Regions from separate parts of the Homo sapiens genome. Here all the other regions are linked to region 3. Evidence: chromatin contacts called from ENCODE Hi-C data. All regions are on one chromosome and are shown on one strand. Each heading gives the region's core, a stretch centred on a gene start or an enhancer-like site at or near the end of the contact. The rest is flanking DNA. Distances are from core to core; before and after follow the strand shown.

The links. Hi-C counts contacts between places; a loop is a spot of excess contacts on that map. Pooled maps may share reads with other maps.
Region 1: a map of B cell shows a loop between it and region 3 (22-fold over the local background). The contact joins the promoter of CEP78 here to the promoter of VPS13A in region 3. A Hi-C loop is called at or near these places in 11 of 168 maps with a recorded cell type or tissue (B cell, CD4-positive, alpha-beta T cell, CD4-positive, alpha-beta memory T cell and 6 more), 13 of 37 single-sample maps with no recorded cell type and 25 of 50 pooled maps.
Region 2: a map of CD8-positive, alpha-beta T cell shows a loop between it and region 3 (22-fold over the local background). The contact joins the promoter of PCSK5 here to the promoter of VPS13A in region 3. A Hi-C loop is called at or near these places in 6 of 168 maps with a recorded cell type or tissue (CD4-positive, alpha-beta memory T cell, CD8-positive, alpha-beta T cell, ascending aorta and 1 more) and 13 of 50 pooled maps.
Region 4: a pooled map shows a loop between it and region 3 (5-fold over the local background). The contact joins the enhancer-like site here to the promoter of VPS13A in region 3. A Hi-C loop is called at or near these places in 3 of 168 maps with a recorded cell type or tissue (B cell, CD4-positive, alpha-beta memory T cell and naive thymus-derived CD4-positive, alpha-beta T cell) and 8 of 50 pooled maps.

Annotation. Positions count from the first base shown.
Region 1 is chr9:78,234,823-78,237,797 of GRCh38, reverse strand. It overlaps CEP78 (centrosomal protein 78), which reads right to left and starts at 1,723. Exons shown (of 17, transcript NM_001330691.3): 1 at 1,195-1,723. The coding sequence starts at 1,447. RefSeq lists a silencer at 1,330-1,699 and an enhancer at 1,325-1,994.
Region 2 is chr9:75,889,354-75,892,053 of GRCh38, reverse strand. It overlaps PCSK5 (proprotein convertase subtilisin/kexin type 5), which reads right to left and starts at 1,381. Exons shown (of 38, transcript NM_001372043.1): 1 at 681-1,381. The coding sequence starts at 872.
Region 3 is chr9:77,175,855-77,178,937 of GRCh38, reverse strand. VPS13A (vacuolar protein sorting 13 homolog A) reads right to left here and starts at 1,404. Exons shown (of 72, transcript NM_033305.3): 1 at 1,134-1,404. The coding sequence starts at 1,233. It overlaps VPS13A-AS1 (VPS13A antisense RNA 1), which reads left to right and starts at 1,021. Exons shown (of 2, transcript NR_026668.2): 1 at 1,021-1,311; 2 at 2,032-2,182. RefSeq lists silencers at 239-408, 1,391-1,685, 1,447-1,776 and an enhancer at 1,391-1,685.
Region 4 is chr9:78,199,894-78,202,630 of GRCh38, reverse strand. No RefSeq gene overlaps it. Among named protein-coding and RNA genes, the nearest start is that of CEP78, 35 kb to the left of the region's middle. Within about 2 kb of position 1,315, at least 6 of the 41 ENCODE cell types and tissues checked have a DNase peak (open chromatin) inside an H3K27ac peak, as active enhancers do; they include B cell, where a contact is called at or near this core.

The DNA of each region.
Region 1 (2,975 bases), core at 474-2,973, 1.1 Mb before region 3:
GTTTGGGCCATTAGATTACAATTCACCATCCTTCCAATTTTAATTTGTCTTCCATATGGAGGCTAGACTGAGCTCCTACGGAAATTCCATCTCATCATCCTACAGCGGTTTCCCAAAACCTTCAGGATAAACATCCAACTCTATGACAGGACAAACGAGGACCCTCCCTGTTTGGCCCCCACAAGGTTTCCAGCCTCAACTCTCTCTGCTCTTTCTCAAACCTAAATTCCAGTCCTGTAACTCAGCTTGCATACTCTCTCCTATTTCCAAAACTTTTGCACAAACTGTTCCTTCCTGTTACCTAGCTAGCGTCTATAGGAAGCTGCCTCCATTATGTAGAAAATGCTAAGTGCTCAAAGGAATAACAGCATTTTGTCATATATCATAGTTGACCTAACATATTTTCCGAATAATCAGAGAGTCTGGATCCCTAATTATACCACTATACATTTACAAATGGCTTGTATTTGTAAAGCACTTTACAAACTTCTTATATACACCTTAAAAAATGAAGACAGGCCGGGCGCGGTGGCTCATGCCTGTAATCCCAGCACTTTGGAAGGCCGAAGCGGGCGGATCACCTGAGGTCAGGAGTTCGAGACCAGCCTGGCTAACATGGTGAAACCCCATCTCTACTAAAAATACAAAAATTAGCCGGGCATGGTGGCGCGCGCCTGTAATCCCAGCTACTCGGGAGGTTGAGGCAGGAGAATCACTTGAACCCGGGAGGCGGAGGTTGCAGTGAGCCGAGATCTTGCCACTGCATTCCAGCCTGGGCGACAGAGTGAAACAGTGTCTCAAAAAAAAAAAAAAAAAAAAAAAAAAAAAGACAAAGGCTGACATGTATTAATTTCCTACCTGCTTAGTTCTCTATCAGGCAAATCAAAGTCATTCAATAAAATAGGTAACATCTGTCAAATGTTTAATGATGTCCCAAACTGTGCTAAGAGCTCTGCAGGCATCAGCAGCGCAGGGAATCCTTGCGAAGGCGCACATAACCTGGGTCTCGTTATTAAGCCCATGTTACGGATGAGCACACTGAAGCCCTAGAGACCTTAAGCCACTCACCTAGCTCGTGAGTGTCCAGGCCGCACACCCCTTCTATTGCACACATACCCCGACAATGGACACCACTCACCTAAAAACCCACTTCGCCGCACCGACTGAGGGGCCCTGGAGGCGGGAACTACAAACCTGTGTCCCCCAGCCAGGGCTGGAAGAAGCTCTTGATGGAGACCAAGGGCAGGTCTTTATTGATCTTGAGGGTGCTCAGCAGAGGCGCCCAGTCCACCCCGCGGAGGCGGTCGGCGTTGAAATCCAGCACGCCCTCCCGGAGACAGGCGCGCACGGCGGGCAGCGGCACCGAGTTCTGCAGCGCGCACAGGTACTCGTAGTGGGAGAAGAAGTCCGCCGCGCTGTCGCGGCGCAGCTTCACGGAGTCGATCATGGCCCGAGGGCGGCCTCGGGGGATGCCCGCCGCGGAGACGCCGCCCGCGCCCACCCAAGAACGCTGAGTCGCAACCCGGCCGCTCCGGCACCCACGGCCAGGCGATAGCGGCAGCCCCGCACCGGGCTCAGGAGCGGTGATTCGGTCGGAAGACGCAAGGCCAGAGCCCCAAGCTAGGCCGGCCCCTCAACGCCCCACTCCCGCGCTGCCTCCCGCCCTGCGGCCCAAGCAGTTGGCGCCCGCCTCATAGTCCTCTGAGGCGCCGGGATTCAAGCCGGTGGGCGGTGCCGTGGAACGGTGCGCCAAGACGTCAACGTGCTCGCTGTGCGTCGGCACGCAGGTCCCGCCTCCTGAGGACGGGTGAGTTCGCTGCTACCTGAGATAGTGGTCGGGAGAGTTTGAGGGTTTGCGAAAGAGTTTACTGATCGATCCGAATAAAAGTGAAATGTGTGGTCGGGCGCGGTGGCCCACGCCTGTAATCCCAGCACTGTGTGAGGCGGGGGCGAGCGGATCACCTGGGGTCAGGAGTTCGAGACCAGCCTGGCCAACATGGCGAAACCCCGTCTCAATTAAAAATACAAACATTAGCCGGGCATGGTGGCGGGCGCCTGTAATCCCAGCTACTCGCCTGTAATCCCAGCTGAGGAAGGAAAATCGCTAGAACCCGGGAGGCGGAGGCTGCAGTGAGCCGAGATCTTGCCATTGCACTCCAGCCTGGGCGACAAGAGCGAAACTCCGTCTCAAAAAAAGAAAGAAAATAAAAAGTGAAATGTGGATGTAACAACGCACTTTTAAAAAAAGTCTAAACATCTGAGGAATGTGTCTGTGCTTGCAGTGTCCAGCCAGCACAGAGACTGCACTCAAGGGATGTGGGAACGGCTGATTGAACGTGAACTGCGGTCATTAAATCTTTTATGTCTGTGTTAATATCTACAAATAAGCCTTAATTTCTGTAGTTTCTGCATATCTCACACGGTTCCTGGCAAATTGAAGAGTGTTTCATGAATTCAGGACTTTATTGTGTTTGCTGTGAATCAGTTTGTTTTGTACTGACGATGATGTTGGCTAACTCCCTTGTAACTAGTACTTATTTGAAATAATGTCCTCGGGATTATTTTAAGCAATGTTTAAGTATGAAATCATTTCATTCTCCTAACATCTCAAGGAATATACTATTATATTCTACTTTACAAAAGGGGAAACTGAGGAACGGGGAAGTTAAGTGGAAGCTAAGTGGAAGAATCCAGATAATTGACCTCTCCTTCTATTGGTATGCAATTGCTAGAGCAATGATAGTCCTCCGGTAGAGCCTTAGACATTGTGTTTATTGCATTCCTGTTCCACCCACTGCATTCCGGATACTCCAACTTACTTCCAACACACATATGCAGGCGTCTCTAAAATTCCGGAGATATGGTCACCAATTATTTTTATGTGCGACATGCTCAAATCTTAATATAGTAAACGCTTGTATATTCATAAACCAGCTTAATAAATGAAACATTACCATTCCTGTTGAAGAGCTTTG
Region 2 (2,700 bases), core at 132-2,631, 1.3 Mb after region 3:
CACCTCCCCACTACAACTCCCTTCCGGGAGCCCCCACGCGGACCTCGCTTAAGGCGAGAAAGCCTAGAGGTCTCCCCTAAATCTGCACTCACACCGGGGCCGGCCCCCTCTTCCCTCCCCCTCCTTTCTCCTCCCTTCCAGCTCCAGTCCCCGCGCCTCCGGAGTCTCCAGCGCCAGAGGTTCTCTCGCCCAAGAGGAAACTTCTTTCTGGGCTAAATTCAGGTCCGAGCAGGAAAGGCTTTCCCTTCCCCGCAGGCATCAGAGGCGCGCTCACCCCCTATCCCCCAAAAGACCTAATTTCCCCCTCTCCCCACGATCACCCTCTCTGAGACTGCCTCAGATTACTAGTGCTACTCGACTTTTCAGGTCAAAAGGTCCAGCCGTCTCTGAAGCCACCACGGGGGCACTCTGGATTTTTCCCGAGACCCTACCAGTCCCGCGTGGCTTGGAAAAGACAAGTAAACAAAACACGGACCCGGCAACTCTGGGGTGTGTGTGTGTGTGTGTGTGTGTGTGTGTGTGCGTACGCGCGCGCGCGCAGGAGACAGAGCATCGCCCAAGAGTTAGGGCAACAGCTGCTAGAGCACATCTGGAAGAGGGGGAGGGGGTTCCACGCAGAGGGGACAAGAAGCCCCCAGTGGCTTCAGGGCCGAGGGCTGGGCTAGCCTGTAGTTCGTTACCTGTCCTATGTTGATGAATCCGTACTTGCTGGCGATACGGTTGGCCTCCGGGAAGCCCCCGGCGATTTTGACTGCCCAGTGGTTGGTGTAGACGCGCGTCCGACACACGGGGAGCAGGCAGCCCCCGAGCAGCGCCAGCACGCACAGCAGGTCCAAACGTCCCGGGCAGCAGCAGCGGCTCCCCCAGCCCATGGTCCCGGCGCCTCGCTGCTCCCTCGCTCGCTGGCTGGTTCCGCGCACTAAGGGCGCGCACAACTAACTTCTCCGGCCTGCGCCGCCCGGCGAGCAGCCCCGGGCCGCCGCAGCTCGCAGCCCCGGGCGATCGGCAGGAGGCGGCTAGCCCCGGCAGGGAGCAGAGCAGCGAGCCTTACGCCGGCTCCTAGACCATCCCTGGGGCTGCCGGGACCTGTGCTCCCAGCTCTCCGGCCCGTGGGGCGCTCGGCGATGCTCCCCGGCTCGGACGCAGGAGGAGGCTGAGTGGGGCGGGCGTCCTCCGCAGTTGGGTTTCGCCCGGCTTGGCTCCCGGACTCTCCGACTCGGTCTCGCTCCTCCCGGGGCCCCCGAGCGCGGCGGAGATGACCAGCGGGAGCGGTACAGGCAGCGACCGGGCGCCCCCTCTGCTGGCCCGGGCTCCAAACGCTCGCTTGCTCGCTCCCAGCGCTCCCTCCGGCTCCGAGCAGCGCGCGAGGATTCTGAGTGGCAATGGCAGCAGCTCCTGCTCTGCATAAATGACTTCCCCCGCCCCCCTTAACACCCCTCCTTTCCCACATCGCCCTCCTCCTCTCCCTCCTCCGCCCTCTTGAAAGCGGCCGCAGCCAGGCGCTGACGAGGTCCTAGCGCCTCCGGGTTCGCCCAGCTGTAACCTCCAGGGTTCCGGGCAGTAAAGGCAAGTCTTTCCAAAGGACTGAGAAGAGCGCTCCGAGATCGTGGTTTTACTCCCTTCTCTTCCCTCCCTGCTGGATTTGTATGAATTTACCGCCACTTCCCGAAAGACTAAAGAAATTTACACGCCGGTGCGAATTAACCGCCCTGAAGATTCATTCATCCTCGTTCTAAACGTCCTTAAATAACTAGGCATTTAAGGAGGTCACTTACGTGTCAATTGCCGAACAAATAACTCGAGATTTTCACTTCGTTAATTCTTCATGCTTTTCAGCAGCTGTTTATTTTACACTTTCTGCTCCCGGGAGAAGCTACCACACAGGACAGTAAGTCGCATCGACTCCTAGAATTGGCTCGAAAGCCAAGTCTGTTGCCTGCTCACTTTCGAAATCTGCGATACTAGGCAACGCCACGGGAGAGTACAATTCCGGCCTTGGAAGTGAGGAAAGATGTTTCTATGAATATTTGGTGTGCTAGTGGATGGACATGTTGGGCCAAGGAAATAACTCCATTCATTTGTTGGATTGCGTCTGACGAGGGCTTCTTTTTCTCCACCAAGGGAAAAGTTTCCCAACTTTTCCAAGCACAGTCCTGTAACAGTGAAAGACTTTAATATGAAAAAGACCACAGAGGAAGTTCAGATGAGATATGTGGCGGCGTCACCTTCATTACTCTATCATGCACTGTGACTGCAGCAGGCAGGAGGGAGCTCAAATTAACCCTCTTCTCGCTTCTCCTTTACAACCTCCCTGCCTTCCTGGAGCGGGGGTGGGGCACAGGGTGATTTACTGTGACAAGAAAAATTATCCCGTATGAAATAATTCAACTGACTTTAAAAGTATTCACTATATCCCTAACTGTCCTCCTTTCTCTCCTCCTACCATGCCCTATTTCTTTCTTCCTGTTAATTTAAATGTGTTTGAGATTAATTAACTCATCCCACCTATAGCTTTTGGTACTGATTTTTTAAAATCTGAAAGATACCTGCAGACTTAAAATTCCACTAGTACCTTTGAGCATAGCATTTGACATTTTACATATTGTATAAGGTATGCTATATTATTTAATCTTGAAAACAAACCCACAAAATAACATCATCCCCACATTATAGCTGAAGAAATAGAAGATCAGAAGAACT
Region 3 (3,083 bases), core at 155-2,654:
AACTAAACTACCTGTTTACATTATCTCATAAACGAGAAGAGTCAAGGTAAGTATTTTAGAAGAAGACTGGAAGTGTGTGCACAGACAAGAATAAATTACTTTAAATATATATTTAAACACACACACTTCACACACAAAATTAACCCTCACTTTGGCCTGGGAAATTCATTTCACAAAGGAGTCTAATTTCTAGCGGGTGTTTAAAATAAACAAGCGCATAATGCAAAAACAGATGGAAACACTAAAAATGAGGCTCTCACTAAGGCAGAATACCACACTAAACGGACACAAGGAAAGCTCGGTCCTTCACCACCTAGGCAGCGTAGGGCCCTGTTCAGCCCGGTCTTTTGCAGGTCTGAGACGTTGCACCGCACGCCCTGGTTTTTCTTTAAAATTCGGCAATTCACTCTGACCCACATATCCTAAAGTCTTGAAAATGTTACACATTCCTAGGTCAGGCTGTTAACTGCAACCACACAAGCAACTGTTTGAGTTACTTTGCACTTGAGTTTCCTTTTTGTTATCCGCCGAACCCAGGCGAGAGAGAGCCGGCGTCCGGGTCCTAGGGCCGGAAGGGGGAGAGCAGAAAGCACCACGGGTGAAGCCAGGAATTGAGGCTGGGGAAGCAAGGAAGCGGGCGTCCCCGGTCACAGCGCCCTGCCTTCACGTGCGAGGCAGCATGCAACACGCGGGGGATTTCTGGGGCCTTCGTCATAAACCCAGGGGGGCAAAGGACAGGGATGGGACCCAGCCCAGGAAGGCGTCGTCTCGCCTCCTCGCCCCGCGCGGCTAAAGCCGGACCGTGCGGGGCCAGGGGTAGAGAACGGCCCCTCGCCGGGACTTGAACGCCAGACCCACGGAGCCCACGGCAAGTCCGCTCCGCTCGGAAAATATAGACCTTTTCATCCCGCACTCATGACCCTCTCCTTTCCCCCAAAATATAAACAACTCGAGGGCGGAGGCCAGGGAACTGCCGCCCGGCTTTACGTAACTTGACCCACAGGCGGGCGGCGGCAGGTGGCTGCACCCGGCGAGCAAGGTGCTCGAAGCCCCGAGAACGCAGGACGCCGCTCGGGCAGCGAGACGGCCGGGAAGCACGAGAGGCCGGGGAGCGGCGGCGGCGGCCTCCTTACCTTTCCAGATGCCCAGAGAGAGCTGGGACGTGTCCAAGTCCACCACATAGTCCCCCAAGAACCGGTTCAACACGTCCACGACCACCGACTCGAAAACCATGTTCCTCAGCCGTGGTGGGCACGGCAGCCGGCCCGTGCGCTCCTCCTCCCGCCGCCTTCCCCACGCCCCTCCCTCGAGGTAATTCGGTTCACCGGCTCCGGGGCGGCTTCAGCTGCGGCGCCCCCGCTGGCCCAACGCGCAGCCCTAGCGAGCCCAGCGAGAGACGGAGGCGGTCGCTCTCACGACGCGTGCGCAAGTCTGCGCGCGGCTGGAGGCGGAGCGCGGCGCAGACCTGGGCGCGCAGCCCTGAGAGGGAGGAAAGGCGGCTGCGCGGCCGCGGCTCTGGAGGGTGCCCTTTTCGCGCCGAGCCCGGCTCCTCTTTCCTGTCGGCCCCGCCTCCTCCCCATCGCCTGGCAACGGGACACCGGTCTGGAGCTACCGGATTTTTTCCGACCCCGCCCCCTCCTGCAGATCAGCGTCCCCAGCGGCCCCCCAGGGCGGGGCGGTTACGCCCGACGGGAACGCCCCTCCCCCTAGAAGGTGGTGGCCGCTTCCACGCGTATGACAGGGCTCGCCCCTGAGTAAGGGTGGGCGGATCCCAGCCCCGTCGCCAGAAGCTTCAAGGGGGCTGTCCCAGGGAGCATCTCCCCTCATCATTACAGGGTGGGAGGGTCCAGCCAGCCTGGGTGTCTTGGTGCCTGTAACCTCCCCGCCTGGTCCTCCGACCGCCTGGCTCTCAGGAGGAGTTAACTTCCTGCTGCGAGTCGAGGATGGAGTTACATAGTCCCTGCCCTGCATCTGAGATGAGCACCCATTTTTGGTCAAGTCATTTATACGGAGCTGTCTTTCATTCCAAAGAGTAACACGCTTCCCTGCAGATAAGAGTTGGAGTCAGCCGGTCTGGAAACTGCTGAACACCCTCCAAGAAATACTGGGAGTGCTGGACCCTTGACCCCTATGCCTCCACCGAACCACTGACCTAAAATAAATTACAATTACAGATCTTTCGACCTGTTTGGTCTTACTTAGAAGTAATCCCAAAGGCCTGAGGTCACAGAGATGCTAAATGTGAGGTTTAGAGAACTGTAATTAATCATCTGCAGGACCGAAAAAGTGTACATTGAGCGTTTTCTCTTTACACGTTAAATGAATAATGATGGATTTCTATTAATTCCTGTGTCATTTTACTACTTTTTGTGCATAGTCACCGACTTTTCAAAATTAAATGTTTAGGGTGTGCCTTTGCAAGTAGAATGCCTGACAAAAACTGTAAGTTTTTACCTGAGTTTATGAATGTTTTTCATATAATTTTATATTTGAAGGACCTTTATGAGGTCTCCAACCTCCTAGTCTTAAATATAATGAAGCTGAAGTGTTAGGGATGTGTGCAAGGTCATACAACCAATGTTCTGTGGAAGAACTGGAACTTGGCCCTTCTGATTGGCTACCACCCCACCTGCTTCTCTCTCATTCAGCTAACAGTCTGCTTCAGAATACCTGCACGGAGAAACGAATAGAGGCTAAAATGCCTAGGAAGGGGAAGAGCTCTACATAATGAGGCATTTTGCCATTGCACTATTAATAAGAAGCCAGATACACAGTAGCTGCAAAATTCCGCTGTTATATCTAGCGCTGCAAATTCAAAGTTACAAGAATTTCCAGAACTCCAAAAATCCATCTTAAGTATCTTGCAAACGTTTTCATATTAGTTTTCTACGATCTAGGAAAATTTTGTGGAAGTGAGGAAGGGGAAGGGATGTTGCTGAAAAGTTAGAGGTATAAGCATAAAGCAATGAAAAAAAATTCTGCTGAGGAAGAGTTAGAAATAAGTGGATGCATATTGTAACCGAATTCTTATCTAGTGTTAGATGTATATGAACATGCTTTGTAAATACTAAAAGACAACATTT
Region 4 (2,737 bases), core at 66-2,565, 1.0 Mb before region 3:
AGTGAATCTGATGATTTTGTGTCTTGGGGTTACTCTTCTCAAGGAGTATCTTTGTGCTGTTCTCTGTATTTCCTGAATTTGAATGTTGGCCTGTCTTGCTAGGTTGAGGAAGTTCTAGATAATATCCTGATATGTGTTTTTCACTTGGTTCCATTCTCCCTGTCATTTTCAGGTACACCAATTAGAGATAGATTTGATCTTTTCACATAATCCCATATTCTTGCAGGCTTTATTCGTTCCTTTGCATTCTTTTTTCTCTAATCTTGTCTTCACATTTTATTTCATTAAGTTGATCTTCAATCTCCGATATCCTTTCTTCTGTTTGATTGATTCGTCTATTGACACTTGTGTATGCTTCATGAAGTTCTCATGCTGTGTTTTTCAGCTCCATCAGGTCATTTATGTTCTCCCGTGAACTGCTTATTCTAGTTAGCAGTTCCTATAACCTTTTATCAAGGTTCTTAGTTTCCTTGCATTGGGTTAGAACATGCTCCTTTAGTTCAGAAGAGTTTGTTATTACCCACCTTCTGAAGCCTACTTCTGTCAATTCGTCAGACTCATTCTCCGTCCAATTTTGTTCCCTCACTGGCAAGGAGTTGTGATCCTTTGGAGGAGAAGAGACATTCCGGTTTTTGGAATTTTCAGCATTTTTGCACTGTTTTTTTTCTCATCTTCATGGATTTATCTACCTTTGGTCTTTGCTGTTGGGGTTCAGATGGGGTTTTTGTGTGGGCATCCTTTTTGTTGATGTTATTGCCTTCTGTTTGTTAGTTTTCCTTCTAACAGTTAGGCCCCTCTTCTGCAGGTCTGCTGGAGTTTGTTGGAGGTCCACGCCAGACCCTGTTTGCCTGGGTATCACCAGCGGAGGCTGCAGAACAGCAATGATTGCAGAACAGCAAAGATTGTCTGTTCCTTCCTCTGGAAGCTTCATCCCAGAGGGGCATCCGCCAGATGCCAGCCAGAGCTCTCCTGTATGAGGTGTCTGTCGACCCCTGCTGGGAGGTGTCTCTTACTCAGGAGGCACGGAGGTCAGGGACCCACTTGAGGAGGCAGTCTGTCCCTTAGCAGAGCTCGAGGGCTGTGCTGGGAGATCCGCTGCTCTCTGCAGAGCCGACAGGCAGGAACGTTTAAGTCTGCTGAAGCTGTGCCCATAGCCGCCCCTTCCCCCAGGTGCTCTGTCCCAGGGAGATGCTGCCTTTCTTTCAGAGATGCCCTGCCCAGAGAGGAGGAATCTAGAGAGACAGTCTGGCTACTGCAGCTTTGCCATGCTGCGGTGGGCTCCGCCCAGTTCGAACTTCCTGTAGGCTTTGTTTACACTGTGAGGGGAAAACCGCCTACTCAAACCTCAGTAATGGTGAACGCTCCTCCCCGCACCAAGCTCAAGCATCCCAGGTTGACTTCAGACTGCTGTGCTGGCAGTGAGAATTTCAAGCCAGTGGATCTTAGCTTGCTAGGCTCCGTGGGGGTGGTATCCACTGAGCAAGACCACTTGGCTCACTGGCTTTAGCCCCCTTTCCAGGGGAATGAACGGTTCTGTCTTGCTGGCATTCCAGGTGCCACTGGGGTATGAAAAAAAACTCCTGCAGCTAGCTTGGTATCTGCCCAAATGGCTGCCCAGCTTTGTGCTTGAAACCCAGGGCCCTGGTGGTGTAGGCACCCAAGGGAACCTCCTGGTCTGCAGGTTGCGAAGACTATGGGAAAAGCATAGTATCTGGGCCAGATAGCACTTACAGCACAGTCCCTCACAGCTTCCCTTGGCTAGGGGAGGTAGTTCCCTGACACCTTGCTCTTCCCAGGTGAGGTGACGCCCCACCCTGCTTCTGCTCACCCTCCGTGGGCTGTACCCACTGTCTAACCAGTCCCAGTGAGATGAACCGGGTACCTCAGTTGGAAATGCAGAAATCGCTCACCTTCTGCGTTGGTCTTGCTGGGAGCTGCAGACTGGATCTCTTCCTATTTGACTATCTTGCCAGCCCTCCCCCGGTAAATAGTTCTTTACCTCACTATTCCCCTCATCTTTTCTTGGGTCTAGGATCTACAAGGAAGCTACAAACATATCCCCTCTACTGTTGGCATTAACCATGAAAAAGGATTGAGGATGACTACATGGCCAAGGTCTGGAATTTCTTCTAGGGTATATCACTCTGCTTATTTTGGAGGAGGTTATATTTCTCCCATAATCTATTTTACACCCTCTCCTTTGTAGATACAATAGGGTATTTATTTTCATTGTATTAATGCATTCAGTTTACATATGCTTAAATTTAAACAACTTCAACTTTAATGGAGAATGATCATGGTGAGGTAGTGTTTTCCATAATTCATCTTTTGTTTTCAACAAAAATAGCAAAAACAAACAAACAAAAAAAAAAACCCTCATTTCCAAACATTTACTGAAATAACTCTTTGCACAGGATTCTATTTGAACAAACCAATTCCTTTTGGACTTCGACAGGTGATAATGTTGTGAAGAAACAATTGTGTATGTCAGTGCATATCTCTGCAAAAGGCAATATGCTACAAGCTGCAGAGTATTCAAGGATGTTTGCTGCCTTGATGACCTTCGAATCTTGTAATGGAGAAGAGATAATACAAAAACAAAACACAAAGCAGAGGGAGGTAAATGACATAAGGAAGATATATGTAAAGAACTTTGGGAGTTCCAAGGAAGATGAACCTCAAATTCCAAGCCTCACTCACAGAAGCTTATTTAGAAAGTTTGCAATGTGGCCCAAAA